2 separate regions of the Homo sapiens genome follow, and region 2 is linked to region 1. The links are chromatin contacts, found by Hi-C or POLR2A ChIA-PET in ENCODE. All regions are on one chromosome and are shown on one strand. The core of a region is the stretch at or near the end of the contact, and the rest is flanking DNA. Distances in the headings are between cores, read along the strand shown.

Region 1 (3,723 bases), core at 781-3,280:
GGCGCGGTGGCTCACGCCTGTAATCCCAGCACTTTGGGAGGCCGAGGCAGGCGGATCACGAGATCAAGAGATCGAGACCATCCTGGCCAACATGGTGAAACGAGGTCGCAGTGAGCCGAGATCGCGCCACTGCACTCCAGCCTGGCGACAGAGCGAGACTCCGTCTCAAAAAAAAAAAAAAAAAAAAAAAACAACACCAAAAAAAAAGTACAGAAAAGGATACCTTTCAGTATTTCATACATCACTAAATGTGCAAAACCCCCTAAGAACAGTTTAATTAAAAATTTGAGTCTGACCCTGGGCCCACTGCCTATGAATTAGCCCTGCTCCGCAAGGAGCAGTACTGTTTTAAAAAAAATTTTTTTTGGACAGGCTGATTTTACATTTGTAATATTTCTAAATCTTAAATTAAAAAATATATATTAACATTTATATTTTAAAAGATGCTTTCAAAAATATAAAAAAATTAACTCATTACCTATTTTGTTTAAGGGCTCCTGGAAAAACTGAGGGAATGATCAATATGCACACCAAAACAAATATATACAAACTTCTAAATTTCATTTTATAGGAATAGTATCTATTGAAAGGGCAGGGTGCATGAATAACTCAGTGACAGGCGTAAACTCAGCCAGGATTAGAAACGTCTTCCCAATGGAGGCCCCGCTCAAGTTGAGAATTTCATGGACACAGTAAATCATCCAAAAGCCCACCTTCAATAACCAAAGTAGGCATAAAAATAGGCCGATGGTTACTTTGGAGATAATATAATCCTCGGTCTTATTGTTGTGGAGCAGATGTCATTATGGGTGGGGCTGAAGCGCAGAGCAGCTGAAACATTTTTATACCACCACCCGCACACTTTCAATGGGATAGAAGGGACTCCAAAAGGTAAGAGCTCCCAATCGTCAGTTGCTACTAGAAATAACTAAGTTTTGATGTGGCCGTGGCACGCGTAAAGGCCACAAAGAGATTTATAAAATTCTCCATGATTAATTCCTATCCTGGAAAAGAGGCAATCTCCTTTTCCCCTCCCTAGCCGGCTCCTCCTTGGGACACTTGGCTGAGTCGTTCTTTCCCTCCTTCTCACGCTGAGGTGAGGCCGCACGCAAGCCGGAGACGCCCGTTTTCCTCTTCGCGCGGAGGAAACTCTACGGGTAAGAAGCCGGGGTGGCGGGAAAGGAGCACGCGGCACCGCGGGGAGGCAGAGAAGGCTTGCCAGGGACTAGCCGGGCTCGGGGAGAGCAGGGACACGCGGGCCGTCGGACCGAGGAGGCCGAGGTGACGAGGAAAATCTCCCGGCGCGGAGCCGGGACTGGGCGCTTCCGGCGGGCTACGGTTGCTCTTGGCCTAGCACAGCCTGCGTCCCGGGCCCCAACCGGGCCAGGTAGGGAGTTAGGAGAGAGGGTAAACCGCGGCTCGCACTTGCCTGAGACCGGGTGACCAGTAACTGGTAATAGTCTTTGCTAGGCGGCGGGCCTTGTCCTACAGTTTCAAAGAGAGTCTCCGGCAGCCACGACGCCATCTTGGGACGCCACCGCCGTCGCTAAGACAACCAGGAAGGGGCGGGGCTTGGTTGGGGTCAAGGGGCCAAAACCCTAGTTTAAATTGAACCACGCTTATGAGCTGGCAGAAGGATTTCTAACTTGGGGCGATCGTCCCCTCTTCCAAGGGTCTTAGGGAACCCTGATCCGTGAAATTTCCAGCTCCAGGTCCCGGGTGACCCGAGGGGGAATTAGTTCCTGCTACCACGGAGGGGAGGGGGTGACCCCGGCGGAGGGATACCAAGTAGATCTCCACAGTCCCCTTCCTGGTCCCTCGAAGGGATCGGGCGGAGATCGGAGGCTGCTGAGAGAGTCGAGCCGGGAGGCGTGGGAGGGAGGGGCGATGTGATGGGCCGCCAGTAGGCAGCGGTGCCGGTCCCGCGGACGAGCCCGTAACCGGAGCCCGAGGACAAAGTAGTTCCCCGAGGGTGTCAGAGCAGGCGGGGAGGGAGGCGGCACGGGCGGAGGCGCACGCCGGGCGCGGTGCTGCGGCTCAGCTGATAATTGAAGGAACCCGGAGCCGCCGCCGCCGCGCCGCTGGGGGGGGTGGGGGGAGCTAGTGGAAGTTACTGCCGCGCCACCGAGTCCGGACCGGAGACTTTGGGGCCTAACTAGGTAATTGGGGCGCAGCTCTGGGCGGCGGGGGCAAGCCTTGGGGGAGGGGGCCAGCTGAGGGGTTGGGGGGGCGGGGGGAGGAGCTGGAACAGAAAGTCCCAGGAAGCCCGGTTGTGTCATCGCCGCGATTCGGCCCCCGCTTGGCCTGCTCCCGGCGCCGGCGGCGGCGGGGCCGCGGAAGGACCGGGCCGGGGGTGGACGGGAGAGACGCTCGAGGGCGGCCGCGGCCGGAGGGACCGGGGCCTGGCGGGAGGTAGGGGTCGCTGGGTCCCTCCTCCGGCTTCCCGCAATGAGGAGGGCCCTTCACAGAACCGGGGTAAGGCTTGCGGGTGTTGGGGAGCTCGGCGGGGACCAAGGGGGGCCGGAAGTGGGCTTTGGAGCTTGGAGGGTGTCTGGGAAGAGAGAAAGTGGGGGGCCGGAAGTGCAGGTGGGGGGTGTGAAGACGGCAAGGGTTCCCCGGAAATGGGACGAGGGGCCCGGAAATCGGGAAAGGGGAGGCTCCGGGGCCGTGGACGGCCCGGAAATGGAAACTAGGAAGCAGCTCCAGTGACAACAGTTGTGGGAAGCGAGGGTCAGAGAAGGGAGAGGCCAGAGAGACTTTAGACCGCAGTAAGGGGTTTCCTGCCCAGGGGGACGGCGAGGGACGGTTGAGGGAGGGCGAGCCCGGAGACGGGGTCTGCGCGGGGCAGTTTTTTAAGCCGTGGGAAGTTGAGGCTGAGGGAGGATGATGACGAGGGGGGCATGCAGGGAGGCCTAAAGAAGCCGAGAAACTTGACTGAGAGGAATAGAGTATCCTTTTAAATAGATCAGAATGGAAATTGGTGGTAGGTGGGTTTAACTAGGACTTGGGGGAGGGAGGTGGGCCAATTGTCACCCCAATCGTATTAGCATTCAGAGCGAGTCAGGCGATTAATTTATTTATATGTGGATTACATAAAACCTATTATTTACAACGTTTGTCCATCAGTTCAGCCCCTCTCCTTCCTTCTCCATAGTGAGTGGGTTTCTAGTACAGGAACAAGTTAGAGGGGAGTTCGAATAACGAAGGTAGTAAAACCTCAAATCCTGTCTTCCTCGGCGTCTCTCCCTTCCTCAGAATAAGAAATCCTTCATTTCCTAGACGGAAAAATGCGGAAAAACATAAAAACACATGTAAATCGGGGGGAAATCACACTTTGAACTCCTGGTGGGGGACAGGAGGGAATTGGTTACCTTACGTGGTGAGGAGATAACGGAAGGGGCAGCTTCCAAACCCTTAAGACAAATGTTGTGTTTTTTTGATAATGCTGTTTTACTTTGGGGGAGGTTTAGCCTAAGCATCGAGTCTGGTGGTGGGCATAGTTTAATTGCTTCTTTAGTTAATTGGGGGAGGGAATGTGTTTGTGTGTAAAGGTTGGGCCGGTGCGGGGGGAGGCGGGTACGGTTAATAGCGCAGTGAATCCGTTCTAAGTGGACGTCTAACTGCTCTCCTGCTGTCTCCTTTCCTAGTCGCGGTCCTCGATCTTGCCTGGGCTGCCAGATCACCCGATCTCCGGGCTTTACTCCGTTTTGTAGGCCCTTTAGT
Region 2 (3,723 bases), core at 813-3,312, 1.9 Mb before region 1:
GTCTGTGCCTATTCAGTGCTGAATCAAACACCAGAATACTTTACTTTTATAGTGTTGATAAAGAAAAAACAGGACAAGTGCAGTGGCTCATGCCTGTAATCCCAGCACTTTGGGAGGCTGAGGCGGGTGGATCACCTGAGGTGAGGAGTTCGAGACCAGTATGGGCAACATGGCAAAACCCCATCTCTACTAAAAATACAAAAATTAGCTAGGCTGGTGGCAGATACCTGTAGTCCCAGTTACTTGGGAGGCTGTGGCACAAGAATTGCTTGAACCCAGGAGGTGGAGGTTGCAGTGAGCCAAGATTGTGCCACTGCACTCCAGCCTGGGCAACAGAGCGAGACTGTCTCAAAAAAAAAAAAAAAAAAAACAGTTCCTGAGTCCAGATGCAATGACCACCTTATGAGATGGGTGGAGTTCAACCTGGAGTTAAAAGGATCTTGTCCTAAATTCTGGTGTTTGAAACACACTTTGTAAAAGTCATTTCACTTCCACCTGTCCCTCCTCCAGAGGCAACACCTTCTAAGTCCTTAAACCTGACCAGGACCTAAAGAAAAACACATGAGTTTCTCAGCAGCTGTTTTATATCCACCTCGTTTATACATTCTGGTTAAGAAATGGAGGATACTGCCTATACACAGAGGCACCGGATGTAAGCAAAAGCAATCAGTTACAGCTCCCACTGTGTCATCAGAATCCAATCTACAGCCAGACAGATAAGGAAAACAAAAAACCAGACAAGAAAGATGTCTCATTTAATCAAGTCAAGTAAGCACAGATAAAGGGAGACATCATTTTGAAAGAAAAGTAGCGATATATTCAAACTAAGAACATACATGCTGTGTAAGACCATGGGGAAAAATCCCTGTATTCGGCCTCCTCCTGATACGACATTTTAACCAAACGTGACTTCAGAATGTGTAAAAAAAAAAAAACCTCAAGAAAACGATAAAAAGATTTGGGAAAACAGTGAAAATATTGTATCAGCGCTCCGAAGACATTAAGTACAGGAGGGTCCCTCAATTGTGTAATCTAATTACACGCTGAGTGTACAGGAGTTCCAGGTAAGATTTCTCCTCCAAGAATGATACATATTAGAGCAGCGTGACAAAATGAACGAAAAACGGTATAGTAGAGTGCAGCAAAGAACAATTTGAAGAATAGTTTGGTGCAAGAGGAACTAAGTTTTGTGTTGGCAGGCACACAGATTAGTTGCCCTTTCACAGTATTAGAGAAACAAGTATGTCGCCTCACTTAGGGTTACCTAAGAAGGTCCGGCCAGACACAGGAAAAACAATGAAGTGCTGGGGAACAACGAGTTTGAGGACGGAAGGGAAAGGGAAAAGAGAAGGGGAGAGGATACGAGGAAGAAGGAAAGGAGTAGGGAAGAAAGGAGGGTCGGTGACGGTAAAGAGGGAAGGAGCGAAAAGGCCCTTCCAAGAGGACCCGTGTGAAGAGACAGATGGGGATCTCTGCAAAGAGTCCCAATGTTAGGAGGTGGGGGTGGAGAGGGGGTAGGGAAATGGAGAGAAACTTCTGTCCCTTCAAAAAATCTCGGCTTAAGGAGCAAAGCCTGTGGGCGCAGAGAATGTAAAGAGACGGAGACAGTCGCTTTCTTCTGGAGTGGGAGGGCCAGAGGCTAGGCACAGAGCGGAGATAAATTCCCGTCAGGGGAGGGCGCTATTTGGATGGACTGGAGAGGGGCAAACGAGCAGCCTTTGGGGATGGGAGAGCGAAAGCAGCCACAGCACTGAAGCTGAGGGTCGCAAGCTGCAGCAGACCTCACGGTGGGCGGTATGCTCCAAGCAGGGCCGCAGGCGTGGAGTGAGGAGCCGCGGGACGCGCTCCCCAAGGCGGGGGCGGGGCGGGCACGGCCGCGGGCTTCCTTGGCGGCGGGCTCTAAGCCGGATCGTCTGGCCGAGCCTGGAGCGCCGGCCCCGCTCGGCCCACCCTCTCGCTAGCTCCTACCTGTCCACGCCACCTCTCGGTCCTCTTAGTCGCTGGCTCGGCCTCCCGGCGCCTGCCCGCAGGTTGTCAAGCGTCCATGATCACCCCGGCGTCCGGCGCTTTTCTGTCTCCGCCGACCCGTCGCCCGTGCAGCTCCCCCGGAAGCCTCCCACCGCTGCACTCGCGTTCCGCCCACACAAGGTTCCACCCGCCGCGTTTACAGCCTTCGACCTCCGGTGGGGAAGTGGGAGCGAGGGGGCGGGGAAGAGTCTGCAGCCCGGGAACCAGGCGGGGAGGGGGTGGCTAGGGGCCCAAGGAGAGGAATGCGGCCTAGACGGTACTGCAGCCCAACCGTCGCCATCGCCATCCCGGGCCCCAAATCCTCCCCTTAGGCTGTGCTTTCTCTCTCAGGAGCTCCCCATGGCTACTGCGCTACCCCTGGGCACCGAGATACATTAAGCCTACTAACTACCACTTATTGAGCGTTTTACCATGTGCCAGGTGCTGTACATGCATTATCTCGTTGAATTCTCATAACTGTGGCTTGTATTATTGTTCCCATTTTTCAGGTGAGTTAACTAAGTCCAAAAGTCAGAAAGTGACAAAGCTTGCTATCTTTGTCAAACCCAGGCTATCTGAGGCCGAAGACGATGTTCTTGACCTCTATTCAGAAAATGTTTTAAAATAAGCAAGAGATGGGTTAAGCCAACAATGGTTCTATGACCAAAATGTCATTGATAGAGTTGCATCTGGTGCTTACCAACTCCCCTGGGAAGATGGCTAAGAAATGCCACATAATTGAACACTTAAACTGATTCCTGTATACACCACAGTCTTTCAGGTCTTGAAAATGAGAGAGAAAAACAGCCCTATTTGCCTATCGTGCGTTAGAATGCAGAAATGAGACAGGACAAATGCAAAGGAGCCTAGCATCAACCAACTCATTCATTTATTCAAAAACATTTCTTTAGCACCTATTATGTCCTGAAAAGTTATATGAAGATAAAACAAAGCTCTTACCCTCAAAAGCTCCAATGTGTTAAATGCTATGGGGAAGATATGACAACACTTTGGAAGCACAGAAGAGGTTGGGGAAGAAAAAAACAGACAAAAAGGGGAAAAAAGGGGGGTAGTGCCCATTGTCACAGAGGCTCGCACTGTGCAGCATATACTGATGTCAAAAAGAAACCCAGAGTGGTTTGACCCCAGGGTTTTCAAGAGTGAGAAATGAGGGGTACAGAGCTGGAGTCAGGTCATCAAAGGTCTTGGAATCCACATGCCAGGTACTGGGGAATTACTTAGGCTTTTTAAGCTAAGGAGAGGTATGAATAATTGCCTTGTTAGAGTGATCATGCTAGGTGCTATAGGAGTGGATTGGATGTGGAGAGAATTGGAGGCAGGGAAAACCTCCGGTGAGGTGACCGATTTATTCTAGATAAGAGATTGTGTTGCCGGGCGCGGTGGCTCACGCCTGTAATCCCAGCACTTTGGGAGGCCAAGGTGGGCAGATCACCTGAGGTCAGGAGTTCGAGACCGGCCTGGGCCACATGGCAAAACTCTGTCTCTACTAAAAATACAAAAATTAGCTGGGCATGGTGATGCACTACTAATCTCAGCTACTCTGGAGGCTGAGGCATGAGAATCGCTTGAACCCAGGAGGTGGAGGTTGCAGTGAGCCGAAATTGCGCCACTGCATTCCAGCCTGGGCAACAGACTGAGACTGCATCTCAAAAATACAAACAAAAACAAAGGTAGTGGCAATTGGGGATGAAAAAG

The links. Hi-C counts contacts between places; a loop is a spot of excess contacts on that map. ChIA-PET counts read pairs that join two places held with the same protein, here RNA polymerase II (POLR2A). Pooled maps may share reads with other maps.
Region 2: a loop to region 1 is called in a map of CD8-positive, alpha-beta T cell, with 8 times the contacts of the local background. The contact joins the promoter of COPS7B here to the promoter of TRIP12 in region 1. A Hi-C loop is called at or near these places in 4 of 168 maps with a recorded cell type or tissue (CD4-positive, alpha-beta T cell, CD8-positive, alpha-beta T cell and naive thymus-derived CD4-positive, alpha-beta T cell) and 16 of 50 pooled maps. POLR2A ChIA-PET finds 5 or more read pairs at or near these places in 1 of 52 experiments (activated B cell).

What each region holds. Positions count from the first base shown.
Region 1 is chr2:229,920,316-229,924,038 of GRCh38, reverse strand. It overlaps TRIP12 (thyroid hormone receptor interactor 12), which reads left to right and starts at 2,030. Exons shown (of 42, transcript NM_001348323.3): 1 at 2,030-2,159. It overlaps FBXO36 (F-box protein 36), which reads right to left and starts at 1,536. Exons shown (of 4, transcript NM_174899.5): 1 at 1,430-1,536. The coding sequence starts at 1,525. RefSeq lists enhancers at 1,258-1,317, 1,974-2,474, 2,475-2,975, 3,613-3,712 and a silencer at 2,148-2,537.
Region 2 is chr2:231,784,784-231,788,506 of GRCh38, reverse strand. It overlaps COPS7B (COP9 signalosome subunit 7B), which reads right to left and starts at 2,062. Exons shown (of 7, transcript NM_022730.4): 1 at 1,969-2,062. RefSeq lists silencers at 1,805-2,064, 2,155-2,334, 2,345-2,424.